2 separate regions of the Homo sapiens genome follow, and region 1 is linked to region 2. A link is an interaction called in ENCODE POLR2A ChIA-PET data of the cell type or tissue named here. Cell type or tissue: MCF 10A. All regions are shown on one strand. Each heading gives the region's core, and the rest is flanking DNA. Links, peaks and the distances in the headings are about the cores only. Region 1 overlaps HECTD3 (HECT domain E3 ubiquitin protein ligase 3). Region 2 holds the start of PLK3 (polo like kinase 3).

Region 1 (5,362 bases), core at 225-5,224, 200 kb after region 2:
CAGGAGTTCGAGAACAACCTGTTCAACATAGGGAGACCCCTATCTCTGCAAAAAATTACCCAGAAGCGGTGGCATACTTGTGGTCCCAGCTACTCAGGAGGCTGAGGTGGGAAGATCACTGGAGCCCAGGAGGCCCAGGCTGGAGTAAGCCGTGACTGCACCACTACACGCCAGCCTAAGCAACAGAGACCCAAACAAACAAACAAACAAACAAACACCCAAAAAGGACTGCAACGGGTTGGGGGCAGGGTAATAAAGACACTACTTCCTCCACTTCTGTCAACAACCCTGACCTGGCTGGTTTGTCAGCCCTCCCGTCTCTGTCTTCTATGATGTCAAATTCTTCTGCCCACTTGGCTCCAGAAGTGGACTCCCATCCTCCAAATCACCATATCCATGCCAGAAAATGCCAGGCCAGCCTGTTTGCTTGTTTTCCCTTTTCTGCGCAGTGGGGCCCTTACGTCTCTGCTCAGCCCCAGATATGTAACTGTGCAAAGTCTGTCACTGAGAAACCTCTACTTGCATTTCACATCCATCTTCTTGGCTCCGAGTAGGACACTAAAGTCAATTTCTCCTTGTGACCCTGTGCCTAAGCCCAGGGCCCAATAAACACATTCTGAAGGAATGAATTCATCCATTTATTCAACTTTCCGGTATGCAAGAACTTCTTTTCATGGAGTGTCACGGAGGCCCTGAGGGAGGAACGGTAAACTGGGGCAGGGGTGTGCATAGCTCTAGGAACAGGTTTAAGGTCTAGGCTTTAGAGTTGGGGAAAGGGGAGCTATTACAGATTTCAAAAAGGCCATAACTGGCCTTAACCTGTGCAAAATCTTGGGGGTGAAAGGGCAGACAGGGAGTCAGGCTGGAGGTGATGGAGAAGTGAGGAATATGGGGAGGTCGTGGTAGTAGAGTTCACATTGAGTGGATGTGGGTTCTGAGTCAGGGAAGGTGGTGGCACTTTGTGTGTTGAGACTGGGTTGGTAGAAGAACAGAGCTCACCACATCTCTGGTATGGAGGGAGAGGGGAAAAGAGCAGAATGTGAGGGCAGGTGCTCAGCTACTGCTTCCTTCTTGGAGCAGGTGACCAAGGAGTTTGGCTATCACTCCCTGCCCATCCCAGGCTCCCTGCTTGGGGAGGGGCCTCCACTAACCTCCAGTGTTTTATGTTTTTAGTTGTGAGTCATGGCTGAAGAAAGCCAGAGAGAAAATAGGAGAAAAAAGGCGGAGCTGAAAATGGAGGCAAAGTCCATGGGTTGGGGACCTAGATGGCCCCCTTCAAGTAGCTCAGGCCTGGCAGCTTGTGCTGGGCTTGTGGAAGATTCCCTCTTAAGAGGTGAAATACCTCGGGAAGCAAGCCCCAGCACGGGTAGGGCTTGTGGGTCTGCGGGGCTGGGCCACTAGTGTTACCTGACCATGCCAGCTGCCCCTACCCCAACTGCACACAGGAGCAGGGCACATGGGGTTTTGCTGAGCACGTCAGCCAAACCAGGGCAGGGAAGGTGTCTTCGCCCTGGGCAAGGCCAAGAGGGACACGTGCAGTCTTGCTGGTCCCACAGCCGGCGGCACGCCTCACTCCTCCCAAGGGCTCATGTCAGTGTCGATGGCCACGCAGTTGTAGGCCGCATAGCGGAGCTTCTCCTCGCATACCTTGGCACTGTGGGAATGGGGACTTGGTCAGGTCCCTACATCGCTACCAGGGGTGATGGGGTCCCCTGGGCCCCAAATCGAGCCTAGGAAAAAACCCACCTGGCATAGTGTGGCAGGAAGAGGGTGCTGGAGCAAGTGGAAGACTCGGGCAGCGCGTCTGTGGTCTCGTAGCTGGGGGCATTGAGGGACCATAGGTCAGGAAGATGTGTTGGGGCACATGTACGTGTGTGGGGAGGGAGGACAGAAGGCGGCCATGGCACCTTCAGGCCTCCCTCCAGCACTCACCCCAGCTTGTCTGGGTAGATGTAGATCCGTGCTGGCAGGCGACTGCGGCCCGTGACAAAGCGCAGGAAGCGGCTCCGGTCCTCTGGAGGGAGAAGGAAATCAGTGCCTGCATGGATGGTGAGGGAGGGTCTACAACTTCTACCCTGCCTCTGCAACTCAGCAGCAGAGTCCAAACCCAGGTGTCACCCTGCCCTCCTCCACTGACCGTTGGTGAAGTTGTTCAGTGCCTCCCAGAAATACTGCACCCGCGAGTCAGATGGCTCGAAGTCCTCAAACCGGGCTGGTGGAGACAAGGCCAGCATTCATTCTTGGGTCTCATCTTGCCCAGTCCTTGAGCCCCAACCCCTGTGCTGTGCTGTGCTGCCCTGCCCTGCCCTGCCTTGGGGAACTCACTGAGCTTGCGCAGAGCATCCACAGTGACCTCTGGATCCCCACACACTTTCTTCTCCAACTCTTGCCAGGTCAGCAAGTCCAGCACAGCCTGTGGTACCACCTTCAGCAGACCTGCCTGCATAGCTGCCACCTGGGGAGTGGGTAAAAAGGCTTGGCTGGGGAAGAGGGCACACCTCCCGCCTCACACTGGGGGGCATCACTGTGGCCTTTTAGCAGCAGAAAGGTGGCACTGAGGAATGGTGGGGGCCAGAGTTCTTGGAGTACTGGTGGCTTACAGGCTGTGTTCTGGGTCCCAGGAGCTGGGGCTCAGGAGGGGCCAAAGCTCTCTGCTCTACTAGCCTCTGGGTACTACCTGCTCCTTGCTCTCCTCTAGCCGTGCCTTCTGGACCAGTTGGATGAAACGAGAACGGTCCCCATATCCCACGACGATGCCTGCACCCCCAGGGATCAGCTCCACCACCTGTTGGTCACTCAGTACAGTGGTGAATGTTAGTTCCTTCCCAAACTTGAACTCAAACGTCTCCTTGTCCATTCCTTCCATCACTTCCAGGAGCTTCACCTAGGGGTTGGAGAGAGGCAGGGAGGTAACCTTTTCACTGTGGAGATAGTCCCTGTCTTTCCACAAGATGCTCACAGGGAAGCAGAGACAGCCAGGCAAGGCAGTCCCCATGGAGGCAGCAGGGAATGAGGGTGTCAGTACAAGAGCTGTAAAAGCATCAAGACAACACCTAACCAGCCTTGGAGGCCAGAGGAGGCATCCTGTGGAAAATGGTGTCTCAGCTGAGACCCAAATGATGGCTGGGACATAAGGGAAGTTAGGAGAGAGAACATCTTGGAGAAAGCTGGAAAGAGCAAAAGGCCTAAGGAAACTGTGTGGCTGGAGCCTGAATGTGAACCAAGTGGCTGGAGACACAGGGTTCACGTAAGGCCTTTACAGATTCTGCATTCTATCCTAAGCCCAGGGCCGAGCCATCAATGAGTTTAAATAAGGAGAGTGAAATGAATTACTGTGGCTGCATGGAGACCAAACGGGTAAGAACGGAGACAGGGACACCAGCTTTTTAGTAAGTGATTAGCTAAGGAGGAAAGGTGTCCTCAACCAGGCAGGGAGACAGTAGTGAGACAGGAAAAGCAAACAGATTACAGAGGAAGACTTAAGAATATGGTGGCGAGGGAGAAGAAGGGGTGAAGGATGGCCCTGTGGGCTTTGGGATGGGGAGGAGTGGGACATGGTGCCCTTCTGAGGCAGGAGCCCTAGAGGGGAGTAGTCTTCGGAGAAGATAAAGAACACACTGAGCCTGAGATGCCATCTTGGGGCAAACGTCGAGGGTACAGATACATATATGGCCCCAGGCTTAGGAGAGGCTGGGGCTAGAGGTCAGGATTTTAGGGGTCACGAGTCTACAGACAGTAGTTGAAGCCATGGGAGTGGATGGATTGGAGAGGGATCTTGTGTGTGGTGAAAGAACAAGGTACAGAACAGCCTTAGGGAGGACCAACCTTTAGGGGCTGGGCAGAGGAAACACTGGTTCCAGGTCCTACTCACCAGCACAGAGTCCACAGCTGGGAAGTCCTTGCTCCAGCTCACCTCCTCACCAGAAAGCTGCTTCCACACAAAACCAGGCAGGGCCAGGACCTGTGTGACAAACACTCCCCACTGTCTTCTCACCCTGAGCTGCCCAGGTTTGGCTGGCCTTTCCTTCCAAGGGCCAGGGCTGATCGGACGGGGGTGTGGATAAGGCTACTCACCAGGAACTCCTTACCCCGAAGGGCAGCCCCCATCAGCTGTCCGATCCATTCATACTTGGCAAAGTCTCGGCAGGAGGGGTTGGGTACATACATGTCCCGAGCCTCACCAGTGCCATTGCCCTGCCCCAGAGACAGAGCTGTGAGTGTGGCATGAGATACACCCTATTTTCCTGGCCCAAAGACTTCCCTGAACATTTTCCACTGGGAACATTTTCCACTAAATGATCCCTTCAAATGCACAGTGGCTCCTCCTCTCCCTGTCTGCCCAGAGGTTGCCCTGAGCAACTCAGTCCCTCCTCTGCCCTATTTCTATTTTTTTTTTTTTTTGAGACAGAGTCTCACTGTGTCACCCAGGCTGGAGTGCAGTGGCGTGATCTCGGCTCACTGCAACCTCCGTCTCCTGGGTTCAAGCGAGTCGCCTGCTTCAGCCTCCCATGTAGCTGGGACTACAGGCGCGTGCCACCACGCCCGGCTAATTTTTTATTTTTATAGAGATGGGGCTTCACTTCATTGGCCAGGCTGGTCTTGAACTCCTGACCTCGTGATCTGCCCGCCTCGGCTTCCCAAAGTGCTGGGATTACAGGCGTGAGCCACTGTGCCTGCCCCCTTTCTAGCTCAATCTGGCCCCCTCCTCTGCCCCCTTTCTAGCTCAATCTGGCACCTGGGAGGTTTGCAGAGATGGAAACGGAGATTACCTGGTTGGCTGTGCGTACAAAGAAGGGCAGGGGCACGGGGGTATCCGCTGAGCTAGGGCACAGCTCTTCTGACATATCTGCCAGGCTGTCCCGGAAACCACCCCCTGAAATGACAGATGCCCTCAGCTGGGCACTCAAGAGCCCAGCTCCCATAATGGGGTAATGAATAGGTCCCCCATCATCATTAGCTGGTGAAAAGCCTCTACCACTTTGATAGGGCAGCAAGCAGGACCCTTGAGATCCTCCCTCAGGGCCTCACCTTGGTCAATGATGCCTTCTGCAATAAATTTACACTCCCACCACTGGTCATAGCGCATGGGCCACCTGCAAAAAACGTGGGCAGATTTGTCATTATGTGGGGCCAGGTGCAGCACAATTCATCAGCTCAGAGACCACCTGGGAAAAGCAGTCATGGCGAGGGGTGCCTCGAGCAGTTGTGTGTGTGTGTGTGTGTGTGTGTGTGTGTTTGTGTGTGTTTGTGTGCACAAACAGGTGTCCCGAGTAAGTCCCTCACTCTCATGCCATACCTGTAGTCCAGGGGCTTTTCATATTTGTCAGAGGGCTTGAGGCCTTCATATACCTGGAGGCAAGGA
Region 2 (5,362 bases), core at 187-5,186:
GTCTCTACTAAAAAATACAAAAATTAGCTGGGCGTGGTGGCACGAGCCTGTAATCCTGGCTACTCTGGAGGCTAAGGCAGGAGAATCGCTTGAACCGGGGAGGCAGAGGTTGCAGTGAGCCAGGATCGCATCACTGCACTCCAGCCTGGGTAACAGAGCAAGACTCTGTCTCAAAAAACAAACAAAACAAAACAAAACAAAATAAATAACGGTGCAAAATTGAATATGCCTTTTTGACTCTCTAAATGCCTCAGATCCATTTACCCTGGGGATTTGTCCTTTCTAGCCCCACCACCATCTCCCCTCTGGAAGACTGCTGACCTATAAGGATAAAGACCAGACTCTTGAGCAGGCACTTAGGGTCTTCCTGCCCATCCCTATCCCCAACTCCCCCTCAGTAATTTTGGCTACTAGTATTTCTCCACATCTGAGGCTATCGTGGGTCTCCCTTCAGTGGTCATGAAGGACAAGGTTGGAGAAGTTTGCCCTCGTGAGTCTGATGAGGGATTGGGTGGGATCCCTCTAATAGCATATGGAGGGGATGAAATGGGCATGAGACCAAAGGCCAGGAGAGCAGCAAGGAGCTGTGGCAATCATCCTGACAAGAGAGACTGTGGCCCAGGCCAGGGTGTGAGGGGAAGATGGAGCCAAGGGGATAGATATCAGAGCTATTTGGGAGGTAAAATTGGCACAAATTGGGTACTCAGCAAATATTTGTTGACTTTCCTGGCTACTCTTTCTAAAGTAGGCTCTTCATTTGCTCTTCTGTTTATTCTTCCTTCATAGCACTTTTCACAGCCTGCAATTACCTTGTTTATCTGCTTGCCTATTGTCTGTTTCCATCAAGCAGAATGTAAACTAAATGAGGGCTGCAAGCTTGATTAGTTTTATTCGAGATAGTGTCCAGCACTTAGCAGATGCTCTCAATAAATCTTTGAGGAATGGCATGGTAATTGATTGGCTGGCACAGAGGGAGGGCAGAGAGGTGAGAGACAAGGCCAGGAGGCCTGTGGTCCTGGGCCTCTGTCTCTGGCCCTGGGAAGGGTGGGCATTGCGCAGGGGTCTAGGGGTCCACGTGGTCCAGAGACTAGCTGCCCAAGTGCCCGTGTCTAGCATTTGAGAAAATGCAATTCCCAGCCAGGCAAGGTGGCTCACGCCTGTAATCCCAGCACTTTGGGACGCCGAAGCGGGTAGATCACCTGAGGTTGGGAGTTCCAGACCAGTCTGACCAACATGGAGAAACCCCGTCTCTACTTAAAAAAAAAAAAATACAAAATTAGCCGGGTGTGATGGCGCATGCCTGTAATCCCAGCTGCTCGGGAGGCTGAGGCAGGAGAATCGCTTGAACCTGGGAGGCAGAGTTTGCGATGAGCCAAGATCGCGCCATTGCACTCCAGCCTAGGCAACAAGAGCGAAACTCTGTCTCAAAAAAAAAAAAAAGAAAGAAAGAAAGAAAAAAGAAAATCCAATTCCCATTCACTTTCTGGCCTCTGGCTGCTGACCCAGGCCCGGGGGTATTTTCAGAGGAAGGGAATTGCGGACCCCGGAGGAACCCGAAATTTGCCCCTCAAGAGTGTAGAAGTGGGTAGCGGAAGATGTGGCCTGGAGCATGGTAAAAGCCTTGAAATTCCAGACTCTGCTTGACTCCTAAACCTGGCAAGGCAGCCCTCGGGCCAGGCAAGCCAGGCGCGAGACTGTGCCTTCCTTCCAGGCCCTAAAGAGGGCAGCACTGGGCCGGGCCCCGGGCGAGGGCGAGGGACACACGCGGTCCGGCACACTGAAAGGGGAGTGTCGGGTAACATGCCCGGGCAAAAGCGAGCGCCGCCCCTGCCTCTCCGCTGCTGGCTGGAACGCTGATCTATCTAGTTGCTGGGGAGACGCCCCCAGATGCCCGGGCCCCACTCGGACTTCAGCACACATCCCGAAGGATGGGGAAAGAAAGAGGCCCCCACGAGCGGGACTCGCAGTGGCCAAGGAGGGGTGAGAGGCGGACAGGGATCAGCTGGCCCCTGCGGCCTGGTTGCACCTGCATGGTGACTAGCTGCCGGGCTGCGCCCCGGGGCGCGGCGAGGAGGCGGGGTCTGGCAGTGCGTTGGGTGGGGGAGGAGCTTCTGGGTGATGTAAGGCCGGGAATGGGAGTGGCCTCTCCTCGACTCGCTGCTAGGAAGGGGGCGGGACTCTCGGTGACCAGACGCCGGGGAGGGGGCAGGCGTTCATTGATAAAACGCTGGGCTCCCCTGGGCGCCAGCGCAGCGTAGCAAATCCAGGCAGCGCCACGCGCGGCCGGGGCCGGGCGGAACCGAGAAGCCGGGACCGCGCTGCGACGCGCCGGCCGCATGGAGCCTGCCGCCGGTTTCCTGTCTCCGCGCCCCTTCCAGCGTGCGGCCGCCGCGCCCGCTCCCCCGGCCGGGCCCGGGCCGCCTCCGAGTGCCTTGCGCGGACCTGAGCTGGAGATGCTGGCCGGGCTACCGACGTCAGACCCCGGGCGCCTCATCACGGACCCGCGCAGCGGCCGCACCTACCTCAAAGGCCGCTTGTTGGGCAAGGTGGGCCGAGGGACGTCCGCGGGGTGGTGATGGTGGAGGTGGGGGTCCCGGCCGGCCTCTTTTCTGGCGCCGAGCAGGGCGTGGGCACTTGACCCCCAACGCGGGGACGCCCGCGGGCCAGACTCGGCCCCCCTGGAACAACCAGCCTGATGCCCCCTCTTCACAGGGGGGCTTCGCCCGCTGCTACGAGGCCACTGACACAGAGACTGGCAGCGCCTACGCTGTCAAAGTCATCCCGCAGAGCCGCGTCGCCAAGCCGCATCAGCGCGAGAAGGTGGGTCCAGGCTCAGCGGGCGAGGGGTGGGGTGGGGACGGTGGCATGGGAACCATGGAAGGATGACGACTCCGCGCCCTCATCGCAGATCCTAAATGAGATTGAGCTGCACCGAGACCTGCAGCACCGCCACATCGTGCGTTTTTCGCACCACTTTGAGGACGCTGACAACATCTACATTTTCTTGGAGCTCTGCAGCCGAAAGGTGAAAGATGGTGATTCCCGCAGGGATGAGAGTGAGGGAGAGAAGACAGTCTTTTTTTTTTTTTTTTTTTTTTTTGAGATGGAGTCTTGCTCTGTTGCCCAGGCTGGAGTGCAGTGGCGCGATCTCGGCTCACTGCAATCTCTGCCTCCCGGGTTCAAGCAATTCTCCTGCCTCAGCCTCCTGAGTAGCTGGGATTACAGGCATGCACCACCACGCCCGGCTAATTTTTGTATTTTTAGTAGAGACAGGGTTTCACCCTGTTGGTCAGGCTGGTCTCAAACTCCTGACCTTGTGATACACCTGCCTTGGCCTCCCAAAGTGCTGGGATTACAGGCGTGAGCCACTACACCCAGCCGAGAAGACAGTCTTAAGACCCAAAGCTGGGGCCCTGTTTCTTCCTCAGGGAGCACAGATGGAGGGGGAGGGGGAGGGAGGGCTCACCAGGGGCTGAGGCAGTGGCTCTCTGCAGTCCCTGGCCCACATCTGGAAGGCCCGGCACACCCTGTTGGAGCCAGAAGTGCGCTACTACCTGCGGCAGATCCTTTCTGGCCTCAAGTACTTGCACCAGCGCGGCATCTTGCACCGGGACCTCAAGTTGGGTGAGACTCCTGAGCCTGGAGGATGGGAGGTTGGGGAGGGAGGGAGGGAGGGAGGAAGGAAAGAATCTGACACACCTCTCTTGCCCCATCTAGGAAATTTTTTCATCACTGAGAACATGGAACTGAAGGTGGGGGATTTTGGGCTGGCAGCCCGGTTGGAGCCTCCGGAGCAGAGGAAGAAGTGAGTTTTGAGGAAAGGGGCCCTGTGTGTGATACAGATGACATGCGTGATAGACAGTGCATATGTATGTGGGAGGCAAGGTGACTGCCTGATGTGTGCATGAGATAAATGGGAAGGGATGATGGGCTGTTCATGCATGTGTGAAGGTGGAGGTGGCAGCCTGTGTTACCGAGACCGGTGGAGAGGGGGAGGATCCTATAGGTGTATGACACAGATAGGGTAGGTGACTCTGAGTCCCTGAGACAGATGGGGGTATACAGATTCTTGGAGGCACATGACTTACCCTTTGTGTGGATGGGGGAAGGTGACAGGCAGCGTGTATGTGTGTGTGAGAGACAGACTGAGAGTGTGGAAATGGTGGGATATGACATTGTGGGTGTAAGAAGACCCTGCTGTGGCCATCATACTTTGTGTGTGTGACACAGATAGCGTATGTGGCAGATGAGTGTTTATGGGGGTTGTGACAGCTGGTGTTGGTGTGTGTGTGGCACAAACCGTGGGAGGTGACAGCCTGATGCCTGTCTGACAGACAGGAGTGCAGGAAGGGGGAAGGGATCAGCTGTGGACTCTCTGTGTTGACCCTAGAGGAGAGGACTGGGCTGGGGGTCAGGCCCTCCCCCTGTCATGAAGAGCAGCTGAGCAGCTGGGCCAGGCGGGTGGGCGGGGACTCAGCTGCCATCCCTGGCATCCATTGTCCCAGGACAAGCAGGAGTTCTCTGGCCTTTGGTGACAGGCAGCTGCTTTGTCTGGACTAACAGTGGGGGAAGGAGTCGGGGGGCTGCTGGGCTGGGTCTCAGCCTTCTCTCCTCCTCCCCACCCTCTTTCAGGACCATCTGTGGCACCCCCAACTATGTGGCTCCAGAAGTGCTGCTGAGACAGGGCCACGGCCCTGAGGCGGATGTATGGTCACTGGGCTGTGTCATGTGAGTTGCAGGGTCCAGGTTCAGCAGCAGACAGGTGGTGGGTGTGTGGGTGGAGCATCTCCTCCACTTTACTCCTGACCCCTTGGCCCTGCCCTATAGGTACACGCTGCTCTGCGGGAGCCCTCCCTTTGAGACGGCTGACCTGAAGGAGACGTACCGCTGCATCAAGCAGGTTCACTACACGCTGCCTGCCAGCCTCTCACTGCCTGCCCGGCAGCTCCTGGCCGCCATCCTTCGGGCCTCACCCCGAGACCGCCCCTCTATTGACCAGATCCTGCGCCATGACTTCTTTACCAAGGTCTGTGGCTCCCCAGACCTCTAAGTCCATCTGTGTATTCCCAGGGATTGAAAGGGGGCAGGTGACAGGACCCCTGGAGCCTCTCTTCTCTGTTCACATGGTTCCCCTCCCTAGGGCTACACCCCCGATCGACTCCCTATCAGCAGCTGCGTGACAGTCCCAGACCTGACACCCCCCAACCCAGCTAGGAGTCTGTTTGCCAAAGTTACCAAGAGCCTCTTTGGCAGAAAGAAGAAGAGTGAGTCTGGGGTGTCAGTGGGTTGAGGGGGCAGAGCAGTAGAGCGGCTTGTCACATTTGTCTTGGGTGTGTGAGTGTGGGTGCCTGGAAACTCCTGG

Evidence for each region. ChIA-PET counts read pairs that join two places held together with the same protein. Peaks named below come from ENCODE experiments on the same cell type or tissue, not always from the same donor. Only the 100,000 strongest peaks of a DNase experiment are listed, where the experiment ranks them.
Region 1: POLR2A ChIA-PET joins it to region 2 with 6 read pairs; 30 of 35 experiments call an interaction of 5 or more read pairs at or near these places.

The regions. Positions count from the first base shown.
Region 1 is chr1:45,001,923-45,007,284 of GRCh38, forward strand. It overlaps HECTD3 (HECT domain E3 ubiquitin protein ligase 3), which reads right to left. Exons shown (of 21, transcript NM_024602.6): 11 at 5,297-5,349; 12 at 5,029-5,093; 13 at 4,770-4,873; 14 at 4,075-4,194; 15 at 3,872-3,961; 16 at 2,678-2,884; 17 at 2,326-2,455; 18 at 2,138-2,212; 19 at 1,933-2,014; 20 at 1,747-1,818; 21 at 626-1,654. The coding sequence ends at 1,570. Among named protein-coding and RNA genes, the nearest start is that of HECTD3, 6.7 kb to the right of the region's middle. In MCF 10A, for the core only: no CTCF peak of the experiment used is centred there; no DNase peak of the experiment used is centred there.
Region 2 is chr1:44,798,128-44,803,489 of GRCh38, forward strand. PLK3 (polo like kinase 3) reads left to right here and starts at 2,250. Exons shown (of 15, transcript NM_004073.4): 1 at 2,250-2,546; 2 at 2,713-2,820; 3 at 2,909-3,025; 4 at 3,495-3,624; 5 at 3,718-3,805; 6 at 4,633-4,728; 7 at 4,828-5,026; 8 at 5,141-5,264. The coding sequence starts at 2,337. RefSeq lists enhancers at 1,254-1,922, 1,607-1,666, 1,717-2,106, 2,877-2,926 and a silencer at 2,207-2,486. In MCF 10A, for the core only: a CTCF peak has its summit at 1,718; DNase peaks (open chromatin) are centred at 1,794, 2,134 and 3,674.